Regions from separate parts of the Homo sapiens genome. Here region 1 is linked to region 2. A link is an interaction called in ENCODE POLR2A ChIA-PET data of the cell type or tissue named here. Cell type or tissue: B cell. All regions are shown on one strand.

Region 1 (8,000 bases), 1.5 Mb after region 2:
CCACTGCACTCTAGCCTGGGTGACTGAGCCAGACTCTGTCTCAAAAAAAAAAAAAAAATTTATTTTTAAAGTAAAGAGGGCAAAAGGACCTAAGTGGAAGAAAAGTTTCTGTGCTTAACTGAAAGTGGTAAAACACCAATACCAGTAGACAGTGGTAAGTTACATATGAATACTGCAATATCCAGAGCAACCACTAAGAAATCTATACAAAGAAATATATTCAAAAACATTAAAAATCAAGATGGAATCCTAAAATATATTAAGATAACCCATAAGAAGGTAAAAAAAAAAAGCAGATGAATGAGAAACACACAAAAAATGCAAGTAATAATAGAAAGAAAACAGAAAACCCTCCAAATACTTAGAAACTTAACACACTACTAAATACTCCATGGATCAAAGAAATTTTAAAATGCACAGAACTGAATCAAAATGAAAATACAAATACAAAAGTATGTGAGACACAGCTAAAGTAGTGCTGAAATGTAAATTTATAGCACCAAATTGTTACATCAGAGAAAAGGAAATGATTCAAATTAATAATCCAACTTCCAAGCTCAAGAACCTAGAAAATATAAAGAGCAAATAAACCCAAAGCAAGCAGAAAGAAGGAAATAGAGAAGAAATCAATAAAATTGAAGCCAGGAGAACAGCAGAATAAAAAAAAAAAAAAAAAGCAATCAATAAAAAGTTGGTTCTTAAAAAAATAAAAGTTGGCCCAGAGCGGTGGCTCATGGTCTGTAATCCCAGCACTTTGGGAGGCCGAGGCGGGCAGATCACGAGGTCAGGAGATTGAGATGAGACCATCCCGGCTAACGCGGTGAAACCCCATCTCTACTAAAAATGCAAAAATAAAAAAAATTAGCCAGGCGTGGTGGCAGGCACCTGTAGTCCCAGCTACTTGGGAGGTTGAGGCAGGAGAATGGCGCAAACCCAGGAGGCGGAGTTTGCAATGAGCCGAGATCGTGCCACTGCACTCCAGCCTGGGCGACAGAGCGAGACTCTGTCTCTAAAATAAATAAATAAATAAATAAATAAATAAATAAATAAATAAATAAAATAAAAGTTGCTGGGCGTGGTGGCTCACACCTGTAATCCCAGCACTTCGGGAAGCCAAGGTGGGTGGATCACCAGAGGTCAGGAGTTCGAGACCAGCTTGGCCAACATGGTGAAACCCCGTCTAAACTAAAAATACAAAAACTAGCCAGGCATGATGGCGGGTGCCTGTAATCCCAGCTACTCGGGGGCTGAGGCGGGAGAATCACTTGAACCCGGGAGCCGGAGGTTGCAGTGAGCCGAGATCGCGCCACTGCACTCCAGCCTGAGCCCCGTCTCAACTAAAAATACAAAAACTAGCCGGGCATGAAGACGGGTGCCTGTAATCCCAGCTACTCGGGGGCTGAGGCAGGAGAATCACTTGAACCCAGGAGCCGGAGGTTGCAGTGAGCCGAGATCACGCCACTGCACTCCAGCCTGGGGGACAAAACAAGACTGTCTCAAAAAAAAAAAAAATTAATTAATTAATTAATTAAGTTGACAAACCTAAGACTCACAGACATGAAAACACAAATCATCGTGTCAGGAATGAAAACAAAGAGAACACTACAGATTTTGCTAACATTAAAAGAATAACATGGGAATAATACTATGAACAATTCTGAGTTCATAAATTCAACTTAAAAGAAACAGATCAACTCCTCAAAACTACAAACTACCAAAACTCAGTCAAAAAGACAATCTGAAGAGTCCTATAACTACTACCAAAATTGATTTTCTAATCAAAAGCTCCAAAAAGATAAAGCTCAAATGGTTTTACCAAACAATTCTAATGAACATTTAAAGATGAATTTAAACCTATTTTACACATTCTCATCCAGAAATAGAAGGGAACTCATTTTATGGAGGCTGGTATTATCCTGACACCAAAACCAGATACTGTACAAAAAATGTTACCTACAAACCAGTATCTCTCATGATACTTAGAGGCAGAAATCCTCAACAAAATACTAGCATACTCATACTCTATTATTACATATGAGATACACTCATCCATATTCTTGTCATGATCTTATACACAAAAATTCTCAACAAAATATTAGCAAATGTAATCCAACAATGTACACAAAGAAGTATATGCCATGACCAATTGGGTTTTACTCTAGGTATGCAAAGCTGGTTTAGCATTCAGAAATCAATGTTATATTAACAGGCTGAAGCAAAAAAATCATATAATCACATCAGTTGATCCAGAAAAAAGCATTTAACAAAACCCAACCTCTATTCAAGATTAAAAATCTCAGCATCTTAGGAAGGAGTGGGGTGGAGATGGACTTCCTCAACTGAATAAATAGCATCTACAAAAAAATCTACAACTTTAGGACAAAATATTGAATGCTTTCCCAGGAGACCATACTGGCTAATGCAGTGAAACCCCGTCTCTACTAAAAATACAAAAAATTAGCCAGGCATGGTGGCGGGCACCTGTAGTCCCAGCTACTCAGGAGGCTGAGGCAGGAGAATGGCGTGAACCCAGGAGGCGGAGGTTGTGGTGAGCCCAGATTGCACCACTGCACTCCAGCCTGGGCAACAGAGCAAGACTTCATATCAAAAAAAAAAAAAAAAAACCTCCCACAACAAATGAATTCACTAAGGTTGCAGGATACAAAAATCAACACACAAAAATTTACATACTAACAATAAAGACCTGGAAATTTACATTTAAAATGCATCATCATTTGCAATTGCTCAAAAGAAAATGAGATTCATAGGTATAAACTTAACAAATGTTCATGGAACAAATCAAAGAAGACCTAAGTAAACAAAGAGACAACTCATGTTCATGAATTGGAAAGCTCAGTATAGCAAAAAATATATATGTATCAATTATGCCCAGGTTGATTTGATGCAATTCCTATCAAAATCCCAGCAAGGTTTTTTTTGTTTTTGTTTTTGATTTTTGAGACAGTCTCGCTCTGTCGCCCAGGCTGAAGGAGTGTAGTGGTGCGATCTCGGCTCTCTGCAACCTCTGCTTCCCAGGTTCAACCAATTCTCCTGCCTCAGCCTACCAAGTAGCTGGGACTTACAGGCGTGTACCACAACATCTGGCTATTTTTTTTTTTTTTTTTTTTTTTTAGATGGAGTCTCACTCTGTCACCCAGGCTGGAGTGCTGTGGCACGATCTCAGCTCACTGCAACCTCTGCCTCCCAGATCCAAGCGATTCTCCTGCCTCAGCCTCCCAAGTAGCTGCGACTACAGGTGTGTGCCACCACGCCTGGCTAACTTTTGTATTTTTAGTAGAGACGGGGTTTCACCATATTGTCCAGGCTGCTCTCAAACTCCTGACCTCAGCTGATCCACCCACTCGGCCTCCCAAAGTGCTGGGATTACAGGCATGAGCCACCATGCCCAGACAACTTTTGTTTTTTGTTTTTGTTTTTGTTTGAGACAGAGTCTCGCTCAGTCGCCCAGGCTAGAGTGCAGTGGCACGATCTCGGCTCACTGCAAGCTCCACCTCCCGGGTTCACGCCATTCTCCTGCCTCAGCCTCCTGAGTAGCTGGGACTACAAGCGCCGGCAACCAAGCCCAGCTAATTTTTTTTGTATTTTTTAGTGGAGACGGGGTTTCACCATGTTTTGCCAGGATGGTCTCGATCTCCTGACCTCGTGATCCACCCACCTCGGCCTCCCAAAGTACTGGGATTACAGGCGTGAGCCACCACGCCCAGCTTTGTATTTTTTTGGTAGAGACAGGGTTCCACTGTTAGCCAGGCTGGTCTCAAACTCCTGACCCTAAGTAATCCACCTGCCTCAGCCTCCCAAAGTGTTGTGATTAAAGGCGTGAGCCACCGTACCCGGCCTCGAAATCCCAGCAAGCTTTTATGTAGACATAGACAAACTTACTCTAAAATCTATATGAAAAGGCAAAGATCTCAGAATAGCTAAATCAACCTTGACAAAGAAGAATAAAGTGGTGAGACTCACTACACCTGATATTAAGGCTGTAAAACGTAGAGGTTCCTCTTCAAAGACTTTCCTCCCCATCTAATTAGGAATAAATAGTAACTTCTCTTAGAAGCAAAATTTATTGAAAGACCTGTGCGAACATTCTTAAATATCTGCTAGCCATAATAAACAAATCAATGTACTTTATGTTCTTAGCTCCCACAATTAAGCCTATTTGCCCTGGCATGCTTATACTGGTCTAAGCAAGCATTAGGACATAGCCTGTTCCTCTTCCTTATTTAAAGGTGTTTTTACCTTTCTCAACATTCCACAGGTTACTTCCTCCTTCCTTTGTTCTCCTCTGCCTTTGCCTCCTTAAAAAAGTTCTAAGTTGCTAGCCAATCGGGCCAAATAAAAAATGTGAAGTCCCGTTCCAGCCAATGGAAACTGGACACGGCAGTAGGGTGGACGCGTCAGGTTATAAATGACCCTGCCTCCTTTGTTCTGTGGGTGTAGTCTCATAGCAAAACTGCTGGCAAGTGTACCCTTTCTGCAGAAAGTATAAAAATGGCCTTGCTAAGGAATTTAAATTTACATTCAAGTGCTATTTCTTTACAGCACCGGAAAACAAGCATTTCAAACAAGACCTACTATACAATGACAGTAATTAAGATAATGTGATACTGGTGGAGGAATAAGCACGTAGACAAATCGAACATAATAGAGAACCCAGAAATAAACCCCTACAAATATATACGCAACTATTTTTTAACAAAGATTCAAAAGCAATTCAGTGGAGAAAAAATGACCTTTTCAACAAATAATGGTGGAGCAGTTGAACATCTACAGCAAAAACAAAGCTCAACTTCAACCTCACACCTGATATAAAACATGAATAAAAAACTATGAAACTTTTAGAAAAATAAATAAATAAACCTTAGGGATCTAGGGCCAGGCAACATGTTTTTATACTTCACATCAAGATCCATAAAATAAAAATTAATACATTGGACAATAAATTAAAAACCTTTGCACTGCAAAAGACTGTTAAAATCATTCAAAGTTATAGAGCGAGCGGGAGAAAATCCAACCACGTACCTAACAAGGACTACACTCTAGAAAATATAAAGAAATCTCAAAACTGAACAGTTAAAAAAAAAATCCAACTAGAAAATGTGCAAAAGACACGAACAGACATTTTACCAAAGATAATATACAGATGGAAAATAAGAACATGAAAGATGTTCAGGCCAGGTGCAGTGGCTCACGCCTGTAATCCCAGCACTTTGGAAAGCAGATCACCTGAGGTCAGGAGTTCGAGCCAGCCTGGCCAACATGGTGAAACCTCCTCTCTACTAAAAATACAAATATTAGATGTGCGTAGTGGCGGGCGCCTGTAATCCCAGCTACTCAGGAGGCAGAGGCAGGAAAATCACTTAACCCCAGGAGTCGGAGGTTGCAGTGAGCCGAGATCGCGCCACTGCAATCCAGCCTGGGCAACAAGAGCGAAACTCTATCTCGCAAAAAAAAAAAAAAAAAAAAAAAAAAAGTTCAACATCACTAGCCATTAGGGAAATACACATTAAAACCATAATGACCTATCAATACATCCTAACAAGAATGTCAAAAATAAAAACAGCATGAACACCAAATGCTGGCAAGGATGCAGTGAAACTGGAACACTGATACATTGCTGGTAGAAATGTAGGTAGAGCAGCTCCGGGAAACAGTTTGATGGTTTTTATAAAACTAAATATGCAACTACCAGCAATTGTACTCTTGGGCACGTAGCCCAGAGAAAACTTATGTTCACACAAAAACCTGTACACAAATGTTCATAGCAGTTTTATTCACAACAGCCAAAAACCGGAAATAACTCAGATGTCTTTCAAAGGGTAAATGATTAAAGAAACTGTGATGCATCAAAAAGGAACAAACTGTTGATACACAATACAACTTAGATAACTCTCCAAGGATATCTGCTCAATGATCAAAGGGAATTCCAAAAGGATATATACTGTATGATCCCACTTATATAACATTCCTGAAATGACAGAATTATACAAATGGATTTGTGGATAAATGGGTTAGTGGTTGCCAGCGGGTGGGAAGAGATGAAGGAAGGAAGTAGATATGGCTATAAAAGGGGAACAAGACATATATTTTGGTGTGGAACTTCTCTGTCCCTTGACTATATTTCAATATCAGCATCCTGGTTGTAATACTGTACCACAGTTTTGCAAGATGCTACAGTTGGGGGAAACTGGGTAAAGCACACACTAGCTCTATTATTTCTTAAAAATGCATATAAATCTACAATTCTCTCAAAATAAAAAGTCAGATTTTTAAAGTAAGTCAATACATAAGTGTTGCCATTTACAGAAATATATGCATGATATCCAATCTGTCATGTGATGTCCATTTCTGTAAGTAAGGACAACCAAGTCCAACAAGACAAAGAGCCAAAAAACTTACGTTAGATTGTTAAGGACTCCAACTTTCCTTCAGATAGGACTCACCTCTTTTCATAGAATCATGACTATTTAAGGATTAGATAACCTATATAGCCTATTAAAAGTTATCCTCTGAATGTCTGAATGCTGTTTACAACATCCTGGCCAATAGGGTCAATGCACAAACCTGGGCAACCTCAAGGACAGAAGACTTGCTTAATTTTTTCTATCCATTTGTCATCTTTGAAAAGCCGATTTTAAAAAAAAATTTTTTTTAAGTGTTTCCTTAAGAGTTATGAGTTATACTCTGAATCTAACTTACAAACTCCAAATCTATCTTTTTAACTGATAGATTTATAATAAAAGTATAATCATATGCACACAGACACACTCACACAGCAAAATCCAACAAAAGCTTACTTTTGGCAGGGTGCGGTAGCTCACACCTGCAATTCCAGTACTTTGGGAGGCCAAGGTAAGTGGATCACCTGAGGTCAGGAGTTCAAGACCAGCCTGGCCAACGTGGCGAAACCCTGTCTCTACTAAAATTACAAAAATTAGCCAGGCATGTGTCCAGCACCTGGAATTCCAGCTACCTGGGAGGCTGAAGTGAGAGAATCGCTTGAATCCGGGAGGCAGAGGTTGTAGTGAGCCAAGATTGTGCCACTGCACTCCAGCCTGGGCAACAGAGCAAGACTCCATCATAAATAAATAAATAAATAAATGCTTACTTTCAATAGATCAGAAAGTGTCTCAGCTGATGCCAAGCGACTCTTGCTACTCTTAGGCAAACTAAGGATCCTTACTCATCTTTGTAATATCTACATGCCCAGTACCTAATATATATTTATTCAATGTGATATTTCTTATCAATTCATACCTGAGAATTCACTTAACTTTGCCATCACATGAGTTCTAGCAAGCAGGAATATACAGTGATTATGCCTAGAATTTTAAACATCAGATCTGACCTAAGAAATAACAATCCCAACTGTAAGAAAGAAGTGGTTTGGGGAAGTCAAAACACTAAAGAAATACTTTCAAACCAGTCTAAAACTAACTAAATGGTTAATCTTATATTAACAAAAACATGCAACCTAGATTAACAAAAGCATACAAATCTCAATTTCATTATGTGCATTCATTCAGTTTCTGGTCTTAAAAGCTTGAGGCTAAAATCAAAGAAAATTATAATCTAAAACAAAGTTTAATTGTGCCCTCCTTCTAGGTCAAAATCTTCAAGAACTGAGTCAACCCTAAAAATACAAATGAAAAACTAGCTACAAAATTGTGGTGCTATACAGTCATTTTGGAAATTCCTAATTCCTAGCCCTTCATTTTAAGAAACGGCAAAACTGGTGAAACATAAAAATTAAGTGATTGAAATACACAGCAGGTCCTAAAACTCAGGTCTCCAGTTCTCTTTTCTTTTTTGAGAGGGAGTCTCGCTCTGTCGCCTAGGCTGGAGTGCAGTGGCAGGATCTCGGCTCACCGCCAACCTCCACCTCCCGGGTTCAAGCAATTCTCTGCCTCAGCCTCCCGAGTAGCTGGGATTACAGGTGCCCGCCACCACGCCCGGTTAATTTTTGTATTTTTAGTAGAGAC
Region 2 (8,000 bases):
AAATGAGGGACATAGCTGTGAAGTCAGTAGCTGATTTTCCCAGAAGTAGGAGGATAGTGTGTTGGCCCTGAAGAGGAGATCTGAGCAGAGCAACACATTATTTACTACAGCCATTATTTATAAAAGAATGCCACCTAATAAATATACAAATAATTGTGTAATTAGTAAATCACTATTTTGCAAGCCTCAGTGTAATAATTGATTCAGGCAAAGATCCTTGAGGGATGTTAAAAACATTCAATAAAAGTTGTTTTTGAACACGATGCTAACATCCCGCTCTCTAAAATGTCAGTCCACAGATTACTTGCTAGTTAGAAAACTTAGCATCATTAAAGTGGTTGCACAATATTACCCATGAAGTGTTCTTGGTCATTATTAAGTATTCTGGTTAAAAATGCTTAACCTGAAACTGATCAAACCTCTAGACCTAACTTCAAGTCTACAGAAAATACAGGAGATAAAGGAAGAGTTAGACGACATCATGAGGAAACAATCAGATGATATAGAATGTGGGACAGTCTACAAGTTAACTGGCCTGGTTTCTTTAACAAGTCAGTACTGGACTAACAGGCCAATGCAAGGTAATAATGGTAGTGCAGTTTTTGGGTTTTTGGTTTTTTTGAGACAAGGGCTTGCTCTGTCACCCAGACTGGAGTGCAGTGGCACAATCATGGCTTATTGCAGCCTGGACCTCCCTGGCTCAAGCTATCCTCCCACCTCAGCCTCCCGAGTAGCTGGGACTACAGGCATGCACCACCACATTCAGCTAATTTAAATTTTTTTTTTTTTTTTTAGAGACGGGGTCTCCCTGTGTTGCCCAGGCTGGTCTCAAACTCCTGGTCTCAAGCAATCATTCTGCCTTGGCCTCCTGAAGTGCTGGACTTATAGGCATGAGCCATAGGGCCTTGCTTATAGTGTAGTTTTTGATCTCCCTAAATGCTATCTTAAAACCATTATGATAGCAAAGAACCATTATGATGGCAAAAGAAAAAATTTCCCAGATTACATTATGAACAAAACGAGGTGACGAGCATCCCCAGGAACACCAGAATGCAAATGGTTGCAACCAAACCATTGACAACGGCAAGACCTTTGTAGGTCCTGTACAGGTTTAGCAGCAATACAGAGAAGTAGTGGAGAGAATATAAGGATGTTCTGGCGCGGGGTGTAATCCCAGCACTTTGGGAGGCTGAGGCAGGTGGATCATGAGGTCAGGAGTTCAAGACCAGCCTAGCCAACACGGTGAAACCCCATCTCTGCTAAAAATACAAAAATTAGCCGAGTGTGGTGGTGCATGTCCGCAGTCCCAGTTACTTCGGAGGCCGAAGCAGAATTGCTTGAACCTGGGAGGTGGAGCTTGAAGTAAGCCGAGATGGCCCCATTGTACTCCAGTCTGGGCAACAAGAGTGAAACTCTGCCTCAAAAAAAAAAAAAAAAAAAAAAAGAATATATAGGGATGTTCTGATGGCCCCCAAAAGCCCAAAAAGACCGAATTTGCAAATACTCCTGAACTCAATTACTTACTGTCTCAGTTTCTACCACAGGAGTTACTCCTACCACCAGTTTCCTCACCTGACAACCTGTCCACTTGGGTCACCACCCTTCAAGATTCTTCCAACTGGCTGCCTTCTTGGCCCCTGGGAAAAACCCACACATCTTCACCCCACCAAACTCTGGACATACACGCTGTCTAGACTCGCTTTCCTTACCCTGCCATGTCAGGCTGCTACACGAGCCTCCTCTCTACAGGTTTATCCAGGTAGAAGCAGTCATCAGTCTCTGTCCTTATCTACATTCTAAAACTCTGAGGACATGTCAAGCTTTACCAAAAACTCCCTCAAGCTGTATCCCAGAGACAGAATTGGGTAGGTCTATACGTTTCTACAGCTCAGCACCTGGGGCAGAAGCAGATGTCAGTCTCTCCATATGGAAGGCAACCTCTGTTATTCTGAGTTATCTCGTGGACCCTCTCTTAGCTTGAGGTGGTAGTGGTGATGTCCATATCAAAGTGACGAAGTGCTCTCTACTGCAAGATTTTCCTATTAACGTTTTTTTTCAAAGAAGGAATCTGCAACCTACTCTCACATAGGTTGGAGGGGGATAATCCAAAGATTTGTTGGCCACCTCATGGTTGCATTTTCCAAAATATGTAGAAACACCATGTCAAAATATGAATGTACCAGGAATTAATGGGATACAAATAGAATATTTGTATCCTTTCCATTTTAGCCTTGTATCTGCCTCTGGGTTAGTTATCCAGTATTTTGTAAACCCAAAGTAACCTTATTTCTCATAGACATAGGTGTTTTTCTAGAAAAAATAAAATCCTTCACACTGACAGGAAATGACACTAGATGGTAGCTCTGATTCACTCAGAGAAATACAAAGCTCCAGAAAAGGTAAATCTGTAGGTAAATATACAATATTATATAAATATATATTTTTTTCCTAATGTATCTAAATGACATAAGATTGCATGAAACAACTCATTTTTTTTTTTTTTTGAGACAGAGTCTTGCTTTGTCGCCAGGCTGGAGTTCTGTGGTGCAATATCGGTTCACTGCAATCTCTGCCTCCCGGGTTCAAGCGATTCTCCTGCCTCAGCCTCCTGAGTAGCAGGGATTACAGGTGTGCACCACCACGCTCAGCCAATTTGTGTATTTTTAGTAGAGATGGGGTTTCACCATGTTGGCCAGACTGGTCTCAGACTCCTGACCTCAAGTGATCCACCTGCCTCAGCCTCCCAAGGTGCTGGGATTATAGGCGTGAGCCACCGCACCCAGCCTTACATAAAACAATTCTTATAAAATGATTTTTATGCTTATAACATATAAAAATATAATGCATATATGAAAATAATAGCAGAGTGTGTGTAGGGGGGAGAAGTGGACATATATGATATTAGTACAAATTTTTTATATTTTGCCAAAGGTAATTAGTAATGACTATGAAATAGAGAGTGACAGGTTAAGATTCATATTGTAATCCCTAGAGCAACAACTAAGAAAATAACTTTTAAATATGTAGCAAAACAATTCAACAAAGGAATTTAAAGACAATGTAGGTGAAGTGGACAAATTGCTAGAAATAAACAAATTACCAAAAATGATTCAAGTAGAGACAGAGAATCAAAATAGAACTACACATAAGTGGGCCAAGCGAGGTGGCTCATGCCTGTAATCCCAGTACTTTGGGAGGCCGAGGGGGGCAGATCACCTGAGGTCAGGAGTTTGAGACCAGCCTGGCCAACATGGTGAAACCCTGTCTCTACTAAAAATACAAAAATTAGCCGAGGGTGGTGGTGGGCGCCTGTAATCCCAGCTACTCAGGAGGCTGAGGCATGAGAATTGTTTGAGCCAGGGAGACGGAGGTTGCAGTGAGCCGAGATCACACCACTGCACTCCAGCCTGGGCGACAGAGTGAGACTCTGTCTCAAAAAAAAATAATAATGATAAATAAATAGAACTATACATAAGTAAAGACATCTGAATTATTTCAGAAATTTATAAGCTGATCTTAATAGGACTCAGAATAACAAAGAGATTTTTGAAAAAAAACAGAAGTTGAAATACTTTCACTTTCTGATTTCAGAAATTACTATAAAGCCGCAGTAATCAAGACAGCGTTGGTCAAAGGATACAAAATTTTACAGCCAGGAGGAATAAGTGTAAGAGATCTATTGTACAATACAGTGACTACAGCTAATAACAATGTATTGTATACTTGAAAATTGCTAAGACAGTAGATTTCAAATATTATCATCACAAATAAATGATAAGTATGTGTGGTAATGTACATGTTAATGAGCTTGATTTAGCCATCCCACAGTGTATACATATTTCAAAATATCATGTTGTACAACATAAATACACACAATTTTTATTTGTCAATTTAAAAATTTTTAAAAACTATTCTAAAAATAAGTTTAAAAAGACAGTGTGATATTGTCATGAAGACAGATGATGGTACAGAATCGAGTCCAGAAATAAACCCTTCCATTTATGGTGAATGGATTTTTGACAAAGGTGCCAGGACAATTCAATGGAGAAAGGATAGTGTTTTCAATGATAGTTGCTGGGACAATTGGATGTCCACATGCAAAAGGATGAATTTGCACTCTTACCTCACACTATACACAAAAATTCACTTGAAATGGGTCAAAGACCTAAATTTTAGTGCTAAAACTTTTAGAGAAAAACATAAGAGAAAACTTTGGTGTGATGGTTAATTTTAGGTGTCAACTTGACTAGATGAAGGGATACCTGGAAAACTGGTAAAACATTATTTCTGAGTGTATCCGTGAGGGTGTTTCCAGAAGAGATTGGTGTGTAGTCAGTGGACTGAGTGGGGAAGATCACCCTCAATGTGGATGGGCACCATCCAGTTGGCTGGGGGCCCAGATAGAAGAAAAAGGCAGAGGAAAGGTGAATTCGTGTTCTCTCTCTTTCTCTCTCTCTCTCTCTCTCTCTCTGTCCTGGAGCTGGGACACCCTTCTTCTTCTGCCCTTGGACATCAGAACTTCAAGTTCTCCAGCCTTTGGATTTTGGGACTTGCACCAGCAACCTCCTAGGTTCTCAGGACTTTGACATTGGACCGAGAGTTACACCATTCGATTCTCTGGTTCTGTGGCCTTCAGACTTGGACTGAGCCATGTTACCAGCCTCTCTGGTTCTTTAGCTTGCAGATAGCCTATCATGGGATTTCTAAGCCTCTATAAGCACATGAGCAAATTCTCCTAATAAATCCCCTCTTATCTATCTATCTATTTATCTATCACTTATCTACCTATCATGTATCTATCCTATTGGCTCTGTCTCTCTCTGGAGAACCCCAACGAATACAGATTTTGGTACTCAGAAATAGGGCTGTTGCTATAACATATACCTGAAAATCTGGAAGCTACTTTGAAACTGGGTGGTGGTTATAGGCTGGAAGAACTTGGAGGAGTATCCTAGCAAAAGCCTATATTGCCATGAATAAAGTGTTTAGAGCGATTCTGGTGAGGGCTCAGAAGAAGAGAGCAGTCAGGAAAGTCCGAAATTTCTGAAAGATCACTAAGTAGTCATGATCAGAATGTTGGTAGAAATATGAATGGTAAAGGTAATTCTGGTGAGATTTCAGATGGAAATGAGAAACAAGGTATCATAAACTACAGTAAAGTCCTTCTTTGTCATAAAATGGCAAATAACTTGGCTGAATTGTACCCATGTCTGAAGGTTTTGTGGAAAGCAGAACTTAAAAGCAATGAACTAGGATATGACAGAAGAACATATAAGTAGCAAAGCATTCAGGGTGTTGTCTGACTTCTTCTAATTGCATATAGTTAAATGCAAGAAGAGAGAAATGATTTAAACATGGAATGTATAATTAAAAGGGAAGAGGAACATAAGGATTTGGAAAATCCTGGCTAAGTAAAGAATCAAAAGGCATGTTTAGGAGAGAAAACCAAAAGTGTGGCCAAAGGACCATTTGATAAGGAGATTAATACAGATAAAAGGAAGCCAGATGCTATTCATCAAGACAATGGAGAATTAACCTAAAGTCATTATGGTGATCTTTGAGGCTGCCCCTTCCATCACAGTCTCAGAGCACTGGGACCTTGAGGGCAAGGTTTCTAGAGAGAGGGCTATGGGATCTCAGCATTTGCTGCCCTTTGCTACCTCAAGTATCTGCTTCCTGCATTCCAGTGCAGCACTCCTTGGCTGTTCCAGCTATGGCTCAAGCAAGCCCAGGTGCAATTCAACCTGCTATTCTGAAAGATTCAAACATTAAGCCTTGGTTACATTCAGGTGGTGCTAATTCTGCAGCCCCACAGAATGCAAGAAATGTGAGGCCATGGCTTCCTTCACCTAGATTTCAAAGGATGTCGTGGACAGCTTGGGGGCCCAAGTAGAAACTTGTCATAGGGGCAGAGCTACCACAGAGAGCTTCCGCTAGTGTTACGGTCTTTCTGCCCCTTAGCTGAGCTAAGTCTGAGTTCTCGTCTCACAAGCAGGAAGAATTAGGCATGTGAATGCCGGAGAGTGAGTGGAGTAGAAGTTATTAAGTGAAAGGAAAACTCTCAGCAGAGAGGGGATGTCAAGGGGTGGAGGTTTCCCTATTTGAAGGCGGGAAAAGTCCCCCATGTGGCTGGATCCGGGACCTTTTATGGACTCAGAATGGGGAGGGCATGTTGATTGGTTTGTGAGTATGCAAAAAAGGTTAAAGCAAAGACACCACTCAAAGATGGGCATGACTGTAGAAAACCAATTAGGGAAGGGTAGGTATAGGTAAAATAGGTAAAGGGAGGGGATCAATCAGAGGAAAGTGCGCCACACAGGAAGACAAGTTCTCAATCCAGTCTGAGGATTTAACTTGTAGCTTGGCTTTCAGGCTTTAAACTGTCTTTGGCTTGGAGTTGGGGTTTCACTGGGTACCCATCCCAACTGCCTAGGCATTTGGCTGCCTCCTGTCGCTATCACTAGGACAATGCCCAGTGGAACTGTGGGCTTAGGGCTGCTGCAGAGACCCCAGAAATGTAGACTCACCAGTATGCAGTCCTAGTCTGGGAAAGCTGCAGGCCCAAGTCTTCAACCCATGAAAACTGCTGCATGGGCTGAGTCCAGCAAAGTCATGGGGGAGTGGCTGCCTGAGGTCTTGGAAGCACATAGCCCATTCTAGTGTGCCCAAAAGGTGGGACATGGATTCAAGGAAGATTGTTCTGGAGCCTTAAGATTTGATGTTGTTCACCCTGTTGGGTTCTGAACATATTGGGGATCAGTTACCCCTTTCTTCTTGTCTGTTACTTCCTTTTAGACTGGGAATGTCTATCCTATGCCTGTTCCACCACTGTATTTTGGAAGTAGATAACTTGATTTCACAGGCTTATGGCTGGAGGGAATTTGCCGCAGAATAAATCATGCCTTGAGTCTCACCCATATATGATTTAGGTGAGATTCTAGATTTTGGACTTATGTGTTGGTGCTAAAATGGTTAAGATTTTGGGGTCTATTGGGATGGAATGAAAGTGTTTTGCATATGAGAAGAATGTGAGTTTTGGGGGGCAATGGGTGGAATGCTATGGTTTGAATGTTTGTCCCCTCCAAAGCTCATGTTGAAATTTAATTGCCATTGTAATGGAATTGGGAAATGGGACCTTTAAGAGGTGATTAGGTTGTGAGGGCTCTGCCCTCATGGGTGGGTTTAATGTTTTTAAAATGAGGATTTCTGGAATGGGTTCTCTCTTTTTTTCTGCTCTTGTGCCACATGAAGAACAGTGTTCCTCCCCTCTGGAGGATACAGCATTCAAGGTGTTACCTTGGAAGCAGAGACTGGGCCCTAGCCAGATGCCAAACCTTCTGGTGCCTTGATCTTGGACTTTCCAGCCTCCAAAACTGTAAGAAATAAATTTCTGTTCTTTATGAATTACACAGGTTGGCTGTGCCAGGGACCACGGACATGGGCAAACTTCTGAGCTACCAGCCCAACAGGGGCATAAAACGTCCCCGAGATGGCAAAGAGGAGGAGCAGAAGATGCATCAGAAACAAACTAGTACTCAAGATTGGGAAGAGGAAATGATTGTGGTGGAAGAAGCAGAGGATGACAAACATTTGCTGCTTCAGATTATTGACACAGAGGGTGAGGAGGAAGAGAAAGAGGAGGAGCCATTGGATGAAAGCTCAGTGAAGAAAATGATCCTTGCATTTGAATAGTGAGCATATAAAAACCAAGAATTGCAGATTAAGTTTCCAGACAATCCAGAGAAGTTCATGGAATCCCAACTGGACCTACATGACATCATTCAGAAGATGCACTTGGTGGCCACCATGCCAGACCTGTACCTCTTGCTGGAGCTGAATGCTGTGCAGTCACTTCTTGGTTTGCTTGGACACAATAATACAGACGTGTCCATAGCTGGGGTTGATTTGAGTCAGGAATTAACAGATATAGACATCTTCTATGAGAGTGGAGAGGGAGCAGAAGTACTCATTGATGCTCTGGTGGATGGGCACGTGATAGC

The links. Peaks named below come from ENCODE experiments on the same cell type or tissue, not always from the same donor. Only the 100,000 strongest peaks of a DNase experiment are listed, where the experiment ranks them.
Region 1: POLR2A ChIA-PET joins it to region 2 with 6 read pairs; 1 of 35 experiments calls an interaction of 5 or more read pairs at or near these places.

Annotation. Positions count from the first base shown.
Region 1 is chrX:44,888,134-44,896,133 of GRCh38, reverse strand. All of the region lies in intron 2 of KDM6A (lysine demethylase 6A), which reads right to left. Among named protein-coding and RNA genes, the nearest start is that of KDM6A, 19 kb to the right of the region's middle. In B cell, no CTCF peak of the experiment used is centred here; no DNase peak of the experiment used is centred here; H3K27ac peaks cover 296 bases.
Region 2 is chrX:46,419,511-46,427,510 of GRCh38, reverse strand. It overlaps the pseudogene CTNNBL1P1. Among named protein-coding and RNA genes, the nearest start is that of KRABD4, 24 kb to the left of the region's middle. In B cell, no CTCF peak of the experiment used is centred here; no DNase peak of the experiment used is centred here; H3K4me3 peaks cover 393 bases.